Linked DNA regions of Homo sapiens: region 1 is linked to region 2. Evidence: chromatin loops called from intact Hi-C (ENCODE). Cell type or tissue: K562. All regions are shown on one strand. Links, peaks and the distances in the headings refer to the core of each region. The heading gives the core; the rest is flanking DNA. Region 1 overlaps LOC105373418 (a long non-coding RNA gene). Region 2 holds the start of LOC105373418 (a long non-coding RNA gene).

Region 1 (8,330 bases), core at 188-8,187, 52 kb after region 2:
CTATGTAAATGAAGTAGTGGCCCACAACCAGTCTGATTGGTCGTGGAAGCGACCAATCAGAAGCTGAAATGAAGTTACAAAGTTATACCCCTATGCAAATTAAGACTAGGCCCACGACCAGTCTCATTGGTCGCAGGAAGGGACCAGTCAGAAGTATTTTCATTTTTCATCTGTGAGGCAGAAAAAGGGGAGAGGGGTTACAAAAAGGAGTTTTTCCTTTTGATTCAGTTCTGGGAAATCAGTGTGAACCCGCCTTAGGTTCCCTGCCTCCAGACCGTATTCTCCTGCCTCACCTGGGTCAGAAACTCTCAAGCCTTGAACCTGGTGCCTAGAAGGAACAAATATATATCCTCTTTGGGGAGGCGTCTTTATCAATGGGTGGCAAATTATTCCTTTTGAATACAATGAGCAGACCTGTCACAGACAATTAGGCTCTCACAGAAAATAGGCAAGAACCAGAGTATTAGAAGCTATAGTGACTAACAAAATCAAATGCAGGCTTGAAGATTCTTTAGGCAATAGGAATCTTTCAGAAGTCACATAGAAAATTTGAGAAAGAACCTCATAGAACTTGTAGAAATAATAAAATGCAATAATTGAAATAAAAACCAAAAGGACGGATTTCATAGCAGTTTGTACATAGCAGAAGAGATATATTAGTGAATTGTAAAATAGGTTAGAAAAACGTTTCCGGAGTGCAGCATGGAAAGACAAAAAGATGGAAGATTCCAGTGACAAGGCAAGAGATATAGAGCGAAAAAGCCCAATATAGGCTGAAAGCCTAGAAAGAGAAGAGAAAGACAATGTGGCAGAGGTGATATTTGAGGAGATCATGGCTGAGAATTTTGTGGAACTAATAAAAGGCATCGATCCGCAAATTAAAGAATCACAGTGAATCCTAAACTGGATAAATAAAATGAAATCTACACTGCAATACGTCACCGTGAAACTTCAGAAAAACCACCAGAAAGTGATAACCTGGGAAGTAGCTAGAGAGAAAAATGCACACGAGCCAGAGGGACTGAGAGCTGACTTCTCAAAGCAACTCTAGAAGCCCAAGATAACAATTCAACGGGCTGGCAATAATTGCTAACTTAGACTCCCACACTCCACACAAACGTCTTTCAGAAATAAAGACAGTTTCATACAAGGACAGTTGAGAGAGTTTGTCACACAAAGACTTAAATTCTAAAGGATGTACTTCAGTTAGAAAAAGGATAATTCCAGTTGGAAAGTCTGTGGTACAAAAGGAAATGAGGAACAAAGAAACTGGTGAATGTGTGAATAAATCTAAATGAACACAGACTACACTAGGCAATGATCATAATGTCCTGAAGGGCTTAAAAATAGAATTAAAATACATGAAAACAGTTGCAGATAAGTTGAGGGAGGAATAAATGCAGTTAAATGGAGAGGGGAGGGCTAAAATATTGATTAATGTTAGACTTGGTTAAGCTAAGAATGCATGTTGCAATTTCAACAGTAAACTCTGAATAAATGGAAACAGTGTATGTAACTTCCAAATGAATAAAAGGGAAAAGTAGAATGCTAAAAAATAATCAATCTAAGAGAAGGCTAGATATGAGAGAAAAAGAAACATAAAATAGGCAGGACAACTAGAAAGTATAAAGATAGAGAGCCAGGTGGCCAGGTGCGGTGGCATACACCTGTAGTATGTACTACTTAATGGCTGAGGCAGGAGGATCCCTTGAGCCCAAGAGTTCCAGGCTATAGCATGTGCCATGACTGTGCGTGTGAATAGCAACTGCACTCCGGCCTGGGTAATATAGCAACACTCCATTTCTTTAAAAAAAAAAAAAAAAGGCAGATTAAAAAACACTTTTTATTACAGGAAATTAAGTACCACAAAAATAGGCCAGGCATGGTACCTCACACCAGTAATCCGGACATTTTGGAAGATTGAGGTAGGAAGATTGCTGAAGCCCAGGAGTTTGAGACTAGCCTGGGCAACACTGTAAAACCTTGTCTCTGAAAAAAAAAATTAAATTAAATCAAAATTAGCCAGGTATGGTGGTATAGGCCTGTAGTCTAGCTACTTTGGAGCCTGAGGCAGGAGGATTGCTTGATCCCAGCAGCTCGAGGTTGCCGTGAGCTATGACCGTAACACTGCATTTCAGCGTGGGCAACAGATTGAGACCCTGTCTCTAAATAAATAAAAACAAAATATACAGAATAGTATAATGAACCTTATGCATCCATTATTCTAATACTTAACAGTCTAGTTTCATTTATCTTTCACACTTTTTCCTAAAGTATTTTAAAACAAATCTCAGACATCATGTTATTTTATTCATAAACATTGTAGAGTGTATTTTTATTAAAGACTTTAAAATTATAATACTAAAATACCATTATCACAAAAATGGTATATTTAAATAGAAATATATCAGAAATTATGTAAAATGTAAATAGATTAGATAATCTTGTCTTTTTTTGTTTGTTTGGTTTTTTTGAGATAGAGTCTTGCTCTGCCGCTCAGGCTGGGGTGCGATGGCACGATCTCGGCTCACTGCAAGCTCCACCTCCTGGGTTCAAATGATTCTTCTGCCTCAGCCTCCTGAGTAGCTGGGATTACAAGCATGCACAATCAAGCCAGCTAATTTTTGTATTTTTAGTGGAGACGGGGTTTCCATGTTGACCAGGCTGGTCTCAAACTCCCGACCTCAAGGGATCCGCCCACCTTGGCCTCCCAAAGTGCTGGGATTACAGGCACGATCCACTGTGCCCGGCCTAGATAATCTTGTTACAAAAGACAAAAATCGTGAAACTATTTGTTTTTTTTAAACCCACTGTATGCTATTTACATCTTAAATAAAAGGATTCAGGAACGTTGCAAGTACATAATGGAAAAAGATATGTAAATAATAACCAGAATAAAATATGTGCAGATAATGAAAGAAAAAGATGTTTTACATACATGATAGAGAAAAGGTGGGCAAAGTTCTAACGCCAACAGCTTCTACTTCCCAGGAGTTGGATCCACATTCTTTTTTTTTTTTTTTTTCATTTTATTTTTATTTTTAGAGACAGGGTCTACGGCAGGAGGACTGCAGTGGTATGATCATAGCTCACTGCACCCTTGAACTCCTGGGCTCAAGTGATGCTCCTCAGTAGCTAGGACTACAGGCATGAACCACCACGGAGTTTTTTCGATTTTTTGTAGAGGGCGTCTCGTCAAATTGCCCAGGCTAGTCTTGAACTGGCCTCAAGCGATCCTCCCGCCTTGGCCTCTCAAAACACTGGGATTGCAGGCATGAGAGGCTGCATCTAGCGAGCTAGGAGTAAACCTTAGCTCTGCTCACAAATGAAGAACAAGGACTTAGGAAGCTGACTGGCTGGCCAGAGATGCTGCTGATGAGGGACAGAGGCCCCAACACTCAGAGGAGTACCCCTTCCACTTGCCGCGAGGCCTTCCTAGGCCTGAGAAGGGGAAGGTAGGGGGGTTTCTGGGAAGGAGATGGAGGCTCAAACTTTTGTTAACAAGATGGACTTCTTCGTCCCTGTTATAGATAGAGCTTGGGGGTCATTAAGAGCGAGGGCAAGGCTGGGCACGGTGGCTCACACCTGTAATCCCAGCACTTTGGGAGGCCAAGGTGGGTGGATCACTTGAGGTCGGGAGTTCGAGACCAGCCTGACCAACATGGAGAAACCCCCGTCTCTACTAAACATACAAAATTAGCCAGGTGTGGTGGCGCATGCCTGTAATCCCAGCTACTCAGGAGGCTGAGGCAGGAGAATTGCTTGAACCCGGGAGGCTGAGGCAGGAGAATTGCTTGAACCCGGGAGGCTGAGGCTGAGGTTGTGGTGAGCCAAGATCATGCCATTACACTCCAGTCTGGGCAACAAGAGTGAAACTCCGTCTCCAAAAAAACAAAAAACAAAAGCGAGGGCAAGAGTGGGGAAGCACTGGCTCCAGTGTTCCTTCACAAACGACAACTGAGAGGGACAGGAAAAATAAATGCTGTGTGCCCCCTTGGTGTTCACGCTCCTTGAGCTCCTGTTGGTGAGGTCTTTCCTGGTGGAGGGCAGTGGGGAGGCAGTGTGAGAAGGGGGTGCTCAGGCCTTGGCCCCAGGCAGGAAGAGTGCAGCTTAGTCCCTTTGGCTCCTTTGTGGACTCTGTGGCCCTGACACCCCAGGACCCCAGGCAGGTCCTGAGGCAACCTCGGAATATTTTGTTTCAGGTGCTTCCTGCAAATCAGCCTCAATCTGATTTCACTCGCGCGGTCTAACAACAGAAAGGGATTATAGGAAGGAAATGCGGCCCCTGGGGGATTCAGAATCTGTGGCTCATCCAGACCAGTCCAGATCCATCTGAGAGGAAACCAGTGTAGCTTCACAGCGAGTCCTAGCAGATTCCTCCCCAGTTACGCCAGCCTCCTCATGCTGGCCAGAAGGAGCTGGGATGCAGGATCCTGAGTTGAAATTCAGCCTCATGGACACAAACAACATTAGGTTACACACACACCAGCACACACACACCCACGTACACATCCCCACTTGGGCCTAGTCAAATAAATATACAGACCTTTTAGTTTCACTCCCTCCTCAACCAAGACTTGAGTTTTAGCTACACACAGACACACACACACACACACAAAACCACTTGCATACACAGACATACTGTGCTATTCCAATAAGCTTCCCTTCCTGGGTTGGTGGTGGGGACCAGCTAGTGATGGCGGGAGTGGAGGTAGCAGAGCCTGGGGCTCCCCCTAGCCTAGCAGAGTGATGAGAAGCAGGACCCGTCCAGGAAAAGAGCCACCCACCCACTGCAGCCAGCAGCCTCGCTCTTCCCAGTAGGGAGGCACATGGAACCCATCGTGCTTAATTTTCCTAAAAAAGGTTTCTCTTCAGATCATATAAATCTTTTGCCTCTTACTAAAAAGCCAAGTGCAGTGAGATCGCTCTCACATGAAAGCTGTCATGAGTCCAGTTTACTCTGTGCGTCCTTAATGTGACGCCTGAGGGCAGTCGGTGCTGTGGAAAGCACAGGCTTCGGAGCTAAACCCACCAGATTTCTGACCTGGATTTGATGCTCGATTTGGTGCTCTCCACCCTCTGAGCCTCAGTCTCATCACCTGTAAAATGGGGATAGCATAGCAACCTCATTCATAAAGGATGGTTCCTGGAACACAGTAGTTGCTCAATAAATATTGATTTTATGTCTTCCCAAATTTCTGGCCTTCAAATGACATCTGCTTGCCTGGGTCTTTAGAGCCGAGAATGGAGTCCTGAGACCAGCAGAGACCTCACCTTTGACAGTTCAGGAATTGAATCTTGTCACCCATCTCCCTCCCTCCCACCATTGCCTCACCTGGCTTGGCCACCATCTTCACAGTCCCTCTCTCTAGCCCCTCTTCCAGATTAAACTCTGTGGTTCAGTGTGAAAGGGCCAAGGGGCAGGGAGACAGTTTGAGGAGAAAGCCCAGGCCTGGCTGCCACTGGGAGGGACAAATGCAGGCTCCCCACAGCCAGACCTGACCCACGAGGGAGGGTGGGACACAGACTCTGGTGGTGTGCCCCCAGAGGTCACGTGAAGCTCTCAGGAGGCAGTGAACAAACAGTCCCTCCAATTTTTCTTCTTCTTTTTTTTTTTTTTTTTTTTTTTTGAGATGGAGTCTGGCTCTGTTGCCCAGGCTGGAGTGCAGTGGTGTGATCTCAGCTCACTGCAACCTCCGCCTCCTGGGTTCAAGCAATTCTGTCTCAGCCTCCCAAGTAGCTGGGACTACAGGTGCTCACCACTACACCCCGCTAATTTTTGTATTTTTAGTAGAGGTGGGGTTTTACCATGTTGGCCAGACTGGTCTCGAACTCCTGACCTCAGGTGATCTGCCTGCCTTGGCCTCCCAAAGTGCTGGGATTACAGGCATGAGCACTGTGCCTGGCCTCACAGTTTCTTTTGACATCACTGGGACACCTGACTTCGGGATCCAAGTGCAACACAGACGAACACACAGGCACATCGGGAGCACCAGGATGGTCAGGAACTTTGCATGACCAAGGAGACTGCTGGATTAATGAAATTGCACCATCTTTTGAAAGGGCCTCAAGGAGAGTTCAGTCCTGAGTTAGCCTTGGCATTAAAAATAAAACTGTACTTCTGTTCAGACTCATCCATTGCAGTGAGAATGATCTGGGTGGGCTTCGAATATCAAAAGCCTCCAAGGGGAATGGCTTAGAGGGTGAGCAATCTGTGATCTCACGTGACAAGCAGTCCAGAGCCATGGACTCCAGTTCTTTACTTTTTTCTTCTCTGCTGTCCTTAGCCCTCAGGTTGAGGCCCTTCCTGGCAAAGCTGCCCTAGGCCCAGATGTCACATATGCATGACAACGTCCGGGGACCATTTGCCCCAGCAGATTCCCTTTCATTTCTGATTGGCCGGCAAGTGGCTGAGGATCGTCTTACTCGCACCCTGGTGCTGGGCGCTGACCACCTCCCGAAGCACTTGGCCAGGGGGAGAGGATGCTGGACACAATCAGGTTCTCCTGGGGGGAGGAGGGAGGGAATGGCTGCTGGAAGGGTTCTACCGGGGACTCCTACAGCAGCTTGTTAGATCTCCTTCCTCCCAATTCCCTGAAGTTGGTGGAACAGGAAGAGGACGAGAAGTCATGTTTGTATGTTGTCCCCTTGGAATCTCTCAAAAATCCGCAATATCCCGATTTGAGAAATGAGCATCACAGAGAAAGCAAAGCGGTAGTTGGAAGCTGCCAAGCTTGTGAGCAACGAGACGGAATCCACGCCCAGGGCTTTCTAACGGCGGGGCCACGCCCTCCACACTCCACCTCGGCCCTCTGCCCTGCGATGGTGCAGAGACAGGGTGTGGTCAAGGGGCCTAGGGTGAGGGTCCTGCCAGTACTTTACAGGAAACTCCCCCTCTTTTAGCCTCATTTGTCAAAGAAAGGGCTTAGACACTAAAATCTTTTAAGTTTCCTTCTAGCTCAATCTCTCTTTGATTTAATACCTTCTAAAAGAGATTTGGGGCCCCAGAAAAAAAGAAAGCAAGAAAGCAACTGGCACTTCTGTGGTTGACTCAGCACAGAGGCCTGGACAGGCATCAGGAGGCTGGGCTCCTCCTATTTTGGGCCTCGTGAGTTCATCCTGAGGCCTGTGCCAGTCCCTGCGGTTTCTCATCTCTCCATCCTGGTCTGTATGACAAAATGGCTAAAAATACCGGGCTCCCCGCGGGCCCGCCACCCGGCTAACACCCTCCCTTGAATCAGCTCATTTTTTAGTCTTGGGTATGCTGCAGATGAGAGTCCAGGACAAGCCACCTTCGGAAGCTCTGACTCCCAGGAACCCCGCTTGGGTTGGTCCTTGTGCTCTGGTGGAAGAAGCTTGGGCGCTGTCCACTTCCTAGGCAGGTAACTTGGCATGTCTGAGCCTCAGTTTCCAGGTCTCCTCATCCCACAAATACACCTACAGATTGTGTGAGTGACAAGCCTAATCCTGCTGAGGGCTTGATCCGCGTAGATTCATGCTTACCCTGGACCCCTCGTCAGCTGGGTCCCTGCAGGAGAATTTTCTCCCAAGGAAAACCTGGGCCTGTCATCACTCAGGCCTGCACATTGACCCAGTTTCTCGCAGGCTTTCCTAAATTGCTTTCTGAAACAGTCACGAAGGTGAATCGTTGTGTGCAGCCACTGCAGGGACAAAGGCTGGCACGCTGGTCATCCCATTTCAGGTCCGTGTGTCCCATTTCACTGCACTGTCCTGTGCCAGCGCTGCCCAAGTCTTCGAGTGCTCCGTGGCCTCCCACCCCTGCCTCTCCGTGGGCGGCTTCTGTGAGGCCTCCGAGAAGCAGGAATGAAAGGTGACGTGAAAGGAAGCCGGGCTTGCTGTGGTCAGGTGAGGGCCAGCACAGTGAGTTTGAGAACATCTCACCTCCACAAGCAGGAGCCCTACAACCTTGGGACATTGTTTCATCTTCTGGACTCTCAATATTGGCTTTGAAAAAAATAAAAACACCCCTTTATCTTGTCTGAAGAAAGGAATATGAAAAAAAAATCCATCTCCTTTACATGGAAGATGTGAGGACCAGAGGAAAAAGACACACATACCAATTTTATTTTATTATTTTTTCTTTTGAGACGGAGTCTTACTCTGTTGCGCAGGCTGGAGTGCAATGGCACTATCTCAGCTCACTGCAACCTCCGCCTCCCTGGTTCAAGCGATTCTCCTGCCTCAGCCTCTTGAATAGCTGGGACTACAGGTGCCTGGCACCACGCTCAGTTAATTTTGTTGGTAATTTGAGTAGAGACGGGGTTTCACCATGTTGGCCAGGCTGGTCTTGAACTCCTGACCTCAGGTGA
Region 2 (8,330 bases), core at 229-8,228:
CCAGTGGATCACCAGAAACTTCTTCCTTTCCTGCCATATGGCAGCTAGTTTAGTGACAAGCAAACATCTGAGTGGGACTTTTCACCCAAACTCTTCATATAATTATTATTGGTGCTTCTGTGCAGTGGGCAGAGAAAGTTGCCCCCCAACTCTGGCCTGTGGGTGCTAAATGAGGTTTCGTAGAGTCACACACAGGCAGGGAAATCAAGGGAGCCTGGTCAAGAAAGTTTTTCTACATATTCCTTAGTTTGAAACTTGATTCACTTTGTTCAGGGTGATGGTTAGTTGCATGTGTCAACTTGGTGGGTCACAATGCCCAGATACTTAGTCAAACACTATTCTGGGTGTTTCTTTGAGGGTGTAACATTTAAATCGGTGGGCTTTGTTGTTGGTGGTGTTTTTTTTGGTTTTGTTTTTTGAGACAGAGTCTCGCTCTGTCACCCAGGCTGGAGTGCAGTGGTGTGATCTTGGCTCACTGCAGCCTCCACCTCCCTGGTTCAAGCGATTCTCCTGCCTCAGCCTCCCGAGTGGCTGGAATTATAGGCGTGAACCACCACACCTGGATAATTTTTGTATTTTTAGTAGAGACAGGGTTTCATCACGTTGGCCAGGCTGGTCTTGAACTCCTGACCTCAAGTGATCCACCTGCCTCGGCCTCCCAAAGTGCTAGGATTACAGGCATGGGCCACTGTGCCTGGCCTAAATCGGTAGACTTTGAATAAGCAGTTTGCACTCCCTAATGTGGGTGGGCCTCATCAAATCAGAAACCTGAAAAGAACACACAAAGAGCATCCTTATTTGAGCAAGAGGGAATTCTCCAGCAGACTGCCTTCAGACTCCATCCGAAGCGCCGGCCCTTCCTGGGTCCCCCATAGATGCCTTTAGAACTAGAGAGGGAACGTGAGCTCTCCTGGGTCTACAGCCTGCTGGCCTGCAGGTTTTGAACTTGCCAGCATCCATAACTGTGTGAGCAGATTCCTTATAATAAATCTCTCTCTCTACACACGTACACATACATATAAATACATGTGTGTATTCTGTTGAATGCATTTAGTAACCTTTTTTTTTTTTACCCAACAAATGATATAGATATCTTTTTTTTTTTTTTTTAAATGGAGCCTCACTCTGTTGCCCAGGCTGGAGTGCAGTGGCATCATCTCGGCTCACTGCAACCTTTACTTCCCGGGTTCAAGCAATTCTTCTGCCTCAGCCTCCTAAGTAGCTGGGACTACAGGCACATGCCACCACGCCTGGCTAATTTTTGTATTTTTGGTAGAGATGGGGTTTCACCATGTTGGTCAGGCTGGTCTTGAACCCCTGACCTCAGGTGATCTGCCCACCTTGACTTCCCAAAGTGGCTGGGAATACAGGCGTTAGCCACCACGCCTGGCCAGATATGGATATCTTTTAATAGCTTTTAATGTATGTCTGCAACATATCAGTCTCTCTTCTCTCCCTTACCAGACCATGAGCCTCTTGAGGGTAAGGGTTTGTTTGTTTGATTGTTTGTTTGTTATCTTGTATTCGGTGAACGCTCAACAGCTGGGTAAACTTAGGTATTATAGTTCCCACTGGCTGACTAAACTGATGCTCAGAGAGGTTCAATTACCTATCCCAATTGGTAAACTTTAGAGTAAAGACTTAAAAACAGGTCTGTCTGATTTTTATCTTCTACTACAACAAACAAGAATCTGTGCTACCTGCAATGGAAGACAGAAGCTCCAGTGTTTGCTGGCCTGGGAACAATGTTTAGTTATTTGAGGTTGGTGGGTGGATGAATATGTATCTACCCCTGAGTCAGCAACTGATTTTATTTTCATACGGAAGGCTCTGTTTTTACGCTCGACACATCCAGCAGCGAAAGAGGTGCCTTCTTGTCCCTTGTCTGTTCCCTTTAATTGTCTACATGGTTCCCCTCCTCTCCCACTGCCACCATCAGACTGCTACCTCCCAGTGGGAGAAGTTACATCTGACCTCCATGTCCCTGGTGACTTTACTGGGCCACGGAAGGCATTCAGTGAAGGCTTGTTTGGAGAGTGGATCCAGACCATTCAGGACGCATTTCCAATAATGCTGACCATTGGCATTGTGTGCTTAGTATGTGCCCAACCATATGCAGAGTCACTAGAATAGTAAAGTCACAGAAGGAAAGCACGCAAGGCAGAGCTGTGTCTTCAGCAGATGTTCCGTAGATACAGGATTGCATCTGCTCGGAAGAATACACCCAGAACCTTCAAGCCAGAACAGAAGGTCCCTGAGCCATCAGAAAGCTGTCGCAAGATCACACACTGATGCTCACACATGCAAGACGTAGAGGAGTGTTCTCCAGGCCCTCACTCAGACTCAATTTCCTGCTAATTCATTCCACAAAATATTTAAAGATCTTCAACGTGCCAGATGCTGTCCTAAGGGCTGGGGTTTCCAGCATGATTAAGATACAGTCTGTGCTTAGAAGGAGCTTGACCGAGAGCACAGAGGTGGGTGCCTAACCTGGAGGTCAGCAAAGGCAGGGAAGATCCCCTTTCTCTTCAGTTGCAAGATGTTCAGTTACCAGGTTTCCTGGTCCACAGCAGTCTAGAAGTGGTTACTTAGAAGGTGGGAGCAGAATTAGTCCCGACACTTCATCTGAAATCTACTCCACATTTCCGCAGATGATTTTGAGTAGAGTAACAGCTAGGGCTTTGAGGAGCCCATATCTATGGTCTATGCAAGGCAATCAGTGGACAAGGCAGAGACAACAAACCCATAAAGAGCTCATGAAAAACCTGGAGAGGCCAGGGCCAGTTAGCATCGGGGTACATGGCCCATATATCCCAGGCAGGCCCTAGGTACGCAGCAATTAGCCTTAATCATCACAAAAAAAATGGTCATTATATTTCATATTTTTTGCTTCATATTATATGTAGACATATACCTTCTCTCTCTGTCTCTCTGGACATATATGAGAGTTGGGATTTTTTTAAGTTTTGGTACATAATCATCTCCCTAATTATGACTCATCTCCAGACAATTCGAGATAGTTGAAGAGATGAATGACCACAAAACAGCTAGAGAACAATGCACACAGGAGTTGATTGTGTGCTTCTCACAATAAGTGCTATGGGAGTTGAGAGAAGGGAAACATGAGTGTGGGCTCAGGCACCAGAAGGCTATGGAGTGAAAGGGACCCCTGTGGGGACAGCAACTGAGGTCATGCCAGTCTGTGTTTCCATCCTTCCTGCTGCCCAGTGGAGGGGCCCCTGGGAAAGGGGAGGAAGGCACAGGTGTTTCTGTTTGTGCTGGAATTGCTTTTGGACAGGGCTGACTCCCGAAAAGGTGGATCTGGATACAATGTCGGAATGTGACCAGCCAGGAGAGCTAGGCAGCCATGGTGCAGAGGACTCTTCTGCCTCTCCCCCTCCTGCCCTAACCAGCTCAGCACCAAGCACATGGGCACTTTAAAAGCACAGGCCATGCTGGGAGACTCACTGTGCTACCCTCAACCCCTTCAGCAGGAGCAGCTCTGTGAAAAGTGCAAGTGTGACCTTCATTTTGCTTTGTGACTTAAAACCCTTCACCGTTACTCAGCTGCAGCTCAGCATGGTGGTTGGACTCAGGAGCCAGATGACCTGGGTTCAAATCATGGCTGCACTACTCACAAGATATGTGACTTTGGGCAGGTCAGCTGGCCGCTCTGTGCCTCAGTTTCCCCATTTATAAAATGGGGATGATGGTAGTAAGAGTCCTACCCCGCAGGGTTGTTAGGAAGCTCCACGGAGGAAGGCTGGTGAGGAGCTCCCCCACTCCTCTCCTGTCTTCTCTCCTGGCTCCATTCCTTCTCTCTGCTTCAGCCTCTTCTGGGCTTTGCTCTGCTGCCATCTTCCCCTGGCTACCTGCTCATCTCTCAGGTCTTCAAGGAAATGGCACTTTCTCCATGGGGTGTTCTAGGGCTCTGAGCCCCTCTCAGCTAGGTGAGCTCCCCCATCCTGGATTCCCCAAGCAGGTAGTTACTTGATGTTGCTTCCCCTGGTCCACTTGTCCAATAGCTGAAGGTATCTCAGAGAGGGCGTGCTACGTCCATGTGATTTGCCTGTGTAGCCCCAGTGCCTAGCAGAGTGCTTGGCAGATACGCTGGGTGCCAAGAAAGCAATGGCCAAATGCACGAATTCACAAAGGATGGAAGGAGGAGTCCATAGGCCAGTGCACAGTGCCCAAAGGACAGAGCTGAGGCTGCTGGTCAGGACAGCTTCAGGCTCTGGCCAGGCTCCAGCACACAGCTGGAGGCACCCGTGACTCTAGCTGGGAGGGGCTGGAAGATCCAGGCAGCCCCTGACCGCCCTCCTTCCCCTTAGTCATGTCCAGTTCTGTAAACAAATTCTCAACTGCACCAGAAGGCCTGACAGTTAAGAGAACCCAGTGAAGAAACCTTTTGCAGAGAGAGAAAAGAACCCTTTTGAATGTGATCAATCACGCTGATTTATTTGGATGATTTCTCTTCTGGATTTCCTTAAACCAGGGAAAACCCAGGTAAGATATTTGGGGCCCTCATTCATCTAGACAAAATACATAAAAGTTTGTTATATCAAAAGTCACCTCTGGAAAAAAAAGGAGTTTTGCCAACCCACTCAGCTATTAATATGAGATGCTCTCTGCCTAGGGACAGCAATTGCTATAATTGATGCAAACGATCCCAGCCACACTCCCTGATCCTGGTTCTGAAACTCAGAGATGCAGCTGACCAGACTGATGTGGCCAGCCTCACTCTGAAGGATCCTGCAGCAGACAAATTGCTGGAATGTGTTCAGACGGAATCCAGCTGCTACAACCGTCACACAAACTTCCTGAAATAGAGGACAAAAGGTAGCAACTTGTCGCTTCTTGAGCCAAGAGATTTAGGACATGAGACCAAATGAGAGAGATTAAAATAAAAAACGCAAGAAGTTAGTGAAATGAGGATTTAGCTCACCAGGCCAAAGCAGGCAGTCTTGGGTCTTTGCTGGACAGTTGTAGCTGCCATATAAGCTGTCCCTGCCAGGGCTGGGATCTGGAGGCTGATGCTGAAACCTCGGCCTGGAAATGATGCTGATGAAGCAGGGCTCTGACAGCCCCTGCACTCTCAGAGGTCTGGGCAGCACAGATGAAATTATCACTCCAAGATCCTCAAAGCATCCAGGAAAAAAGCACATCTAGGAACATTAGCTGAATTTTGTAGAACACTAGTAAGCACCTAGTAGATGCTCAGAAAATGCATATTTTCCTTCCCTTTCCTGAATTCCAGGGGCCTTGCTTGGTCTGTATTAATTACTATATCAGAGTCCTTATTTGCAAGCGAAAGAAACCAACTCTAGTGGATTTGAATATAAGACTATTACTTCTTACTGATTGTGAGGAAGGCTGGTGAAGCAGGCTTATCGAATGAGCAGGCGCTGGGAGGGTGTGCAGCTAGAACCAATGGCCAAAATCACCCTGCAGACCTCTCCCAGGGAGATCCCTGTTGCTTCTGCCACTGAACAGCAGACATCAGACCATGCTGCACTGACTCCGTGGCACCAGGTCCTGGAACCTGGACGCCGACACGGTCCAGGACCCTCTACTCTCATTTGAAATCCATGACACTAAGCCTTGCTGCTGCCCCACAAAGGAATTCTCCACAGTCCCTGCTGCTTTGGGTCATTCACTCCAGATTCAAAATCCTGGCTGTGGTGTCTGGCCAGGTCCGAGTCACGTGCCACGCCAAGGTTCAAGATAAGCTAGGGGGAGTAAGTATCTGGAATGTACACCTTTCAAAGTGAAAAGTGGGCTCCACTTCCCACTAAGGTTCATAAAGCGGGGAATTCTTCCAACAAAGGAAGGGGCTTCAGAGGCTGGGCAGCCTGAAAATAGCACATCCCCTGCAGTTATACTTGGGTTTCCAGTCTACGTGGCAGAAAAAAAAAAGCAAAAGCCATGCATGGACAGTGTGCAAAAGCTGGAGCCTGGGAAAAGCCTTAGCCTGGATCTCATCTTTCTCTCTCTGGAAAAGGTTGGGGGAGCTTTGCTGTCATTGATGTCCCTACCTGGAAGGCTTTTCCCTCCCCAGACTTGCCCTCCTCCGTGACCCACAAAGATCTCTCTCTTGTTGAAGTTGCGATTCTACCTCTAGATTGCATCACACTTTTTAGAAATGAATTACTTCATTTATGTAGGTCTTGTCAAGCTCCCCCAGGATGAGGACAAAACTCGTATTCATTAAACAGTTAATAAACATTCACTGAGTGTCTGCTAGGCCTTGGGGAGACCTAGGGGACAAAGACATGGCCTGTGCCTTTGAGAAGAAGGTCACATCGGGTGCCAAGTGTGTGGAGGTGTGAAGGCTTTGCAGAGGAGATGACTTATTTAAATGGGTCTTAAGATGTTCCCAGCCATTGGTAGAGGGAGAGGTGCATCCCAGAGAGAAGGAACAGCATGTACAGGGCAAGGAGTCATGAGAAGGCGTGGCGATTTTGGAACAGATTTGTTGGGATATGGTGTGCATGTGGGCAGCAGGCAAGGAGGTGGGAGGTGAGGTTGTTGCTGAAGATTGGGACCACACGGCTGGGCACGGTGGCTCACGCTTGTAATCCCAGCACTTTGGGAGGCCGAGGTGGGTGGATCACGACGTCAGGAGTTCGAGACCAGCCTGGCCAAGATGGTGAAACCCCCATCTCTACTAAAAATACAAGAATTAGCCGGGCGTGGTCGTGGGTGCCTGTAATCCCAGCTACTTGGAAGGCTGAGGCAGGAGAATCACTTGAACTTGGGAGGCGGAGGTTGCAGTGAGCTGAGATCACGCCACTGCACTCCAACCTGGGCGAAGAGCGAGACTCCGTCTCAAACAAAACAAAACAAAAGATTGGGACCACATTCCTTTTACCCCAATCTTTAAAACCTTCTGAGTTTTTTTTTAACCCATTGAGTTTTACATTTTGTTTTATTTTCTTATTTTTGTAGAGACAGAGGTCTTGCTATGTTGCCCAGGCTGGTCTCAAGCTCCTGGCCTCAAGCGATTCTCCTTCCTCAGCCTCCAAAAGTGCTGGGATTACAGGTATGAGTCACTGCGCCTGGCCTGAAACCACATTCTTCGGACCCTTGAGTATCTCCCTGAGGAAAAGACATTGTATCCTGAGACCATTAGAAATTATCAGATACTTTTTAAATTGATTTTTTATTGTGATAACATACATAACATAAAATTTACCATGTAAACCCTTTTTAAGTGTACAGTCCAGTGGCACTAAATGCATTCAAAATGCTGTGCAGCCAGCACCACCATCCATCTCCAGAACTCTTTCATCTTGTAAAACTGAAACTGCACCCATTTAACACTAACCTCCGATGCTACCCTCCCCCTAGTTCCTGGCAACTGCCACCATCCTACTTTCTGTCTCTATCATCAATGCTTTTAAGCCCGAGGGGCACCTGATGGGATTTTTAAGAAAAGTCCCCCTAGCTACATTGTAAAGGATAGGTTGGAGGATTTGGGGTAGGAGGCGGCTGCAGAGAACTTCAGAGGTGATGATGACAGTGGCAGTGGGGTGGGGGGGTGTGCAGGAGGGTGGTGAGAGAGATTGCAGAGATATTGATTAGATGCGGAAGTCAAGAGGCATCCAAGGTCACTCCAAGGCATCTTTTTATTTTTATTTTTTTTTATGTTTTTGAGACAGAGTCTCACTCTGTTGCCCAGGCTGGAGTGCAGTGGCGTGATCTGGGCTCACTGCCACCTCCGCCTCCTGGGTTCAAGCAATTCTCCTGCCTCAGCCTCCTGAGTAGCTGGGACTACAGGCACGTGCCACCATGCCCAGCTAATTTTTGTATTTTTAGTAGAGACAGGATTTCGACATCTTGGCCAGACTGGTTTTGAACTCCTGGCCTCAAGTGATCTGCCCGCCTTGGCCTCCCAAAATGCTGGGATTACAGACGTGAGCCACTGCACTCAGCCTGAGCCGTCTTTTTCTATTTTATTTTCACAATGTTAACCCCCACACCCATTCTTGTGTGAGACAGAGAGGCGATTATGATCGTACAGGAGTTTTACATAATCCTCTGATCCTATCAATTCATAAATATTTCAAAATTACAGCCTATTTAGATGGTGAAGGACATCCTCCCATATCATTCCCGTAAGATGTGTGAGAGGACTTTAGGGCAAATTTGACCATTGCATGCTCTAATCCATTTTATAAAAGAGAAATCATTTACAAAAGTAGTTTATGGTCATAAAATGAGCAATGACAATTCAGAACAGATCCTGTGCTAAGAAAAATTATCTGAAGCTTGCATTCAAAAGACAGCTGACTAAACACAGGATCTGAAGTGATCAGAAGACCTGGGTT

Evidence for each region. Peaks named below come from ENCODE experiments on the same cell type or tissue, not always from the same donor. Only the 100,000 strongest peaks of a DNase experiment are listed, where the experiment ranks them.
Region 1: it touches region 2 in a loop (1.9-fold over the local background); 22 of 110 quality-filtered maps call a loop at or near these places.

What each region holds. Positions count from the first base shown.
Region 1 is chr2:9,686,186-9,694,515 of GRCh38, forward strand. The region is part of intron 3 of LOC105373418 (a long non-coding RNA gene); the gene reads left to right. Among named protein-coding and RNA genes, the nearest start is that of YWHAQ, 59 kb to the left of the region's middle. RefSeq lists enhancers at 5,961-6,760, 6,914-6,973. In K562, for the core only: a CTCF peak has its summit at 4,737; DNase peaks (open chromatin) are centred at 1,039 and 4,715.
Region 2 is chr2:9,634,416-9,642,745 of GRCh38, forward strand. It overlaps LOC105373418 (a long non-coding RNA gene), which reads left to right and starts at 4,330. Exons shown (of 4, transcript NR_187866.1): 1 at 4,330-4,506; 2 at 6,949-7,042. RefSeq lists an enhancer at 7,358-7,407. In K562, for the core only: no CTCF peak of the experiment used is centred there; a DNase peak (open chromatin) is centred at 4,296; H3K27me3 peaks cover 595 bases.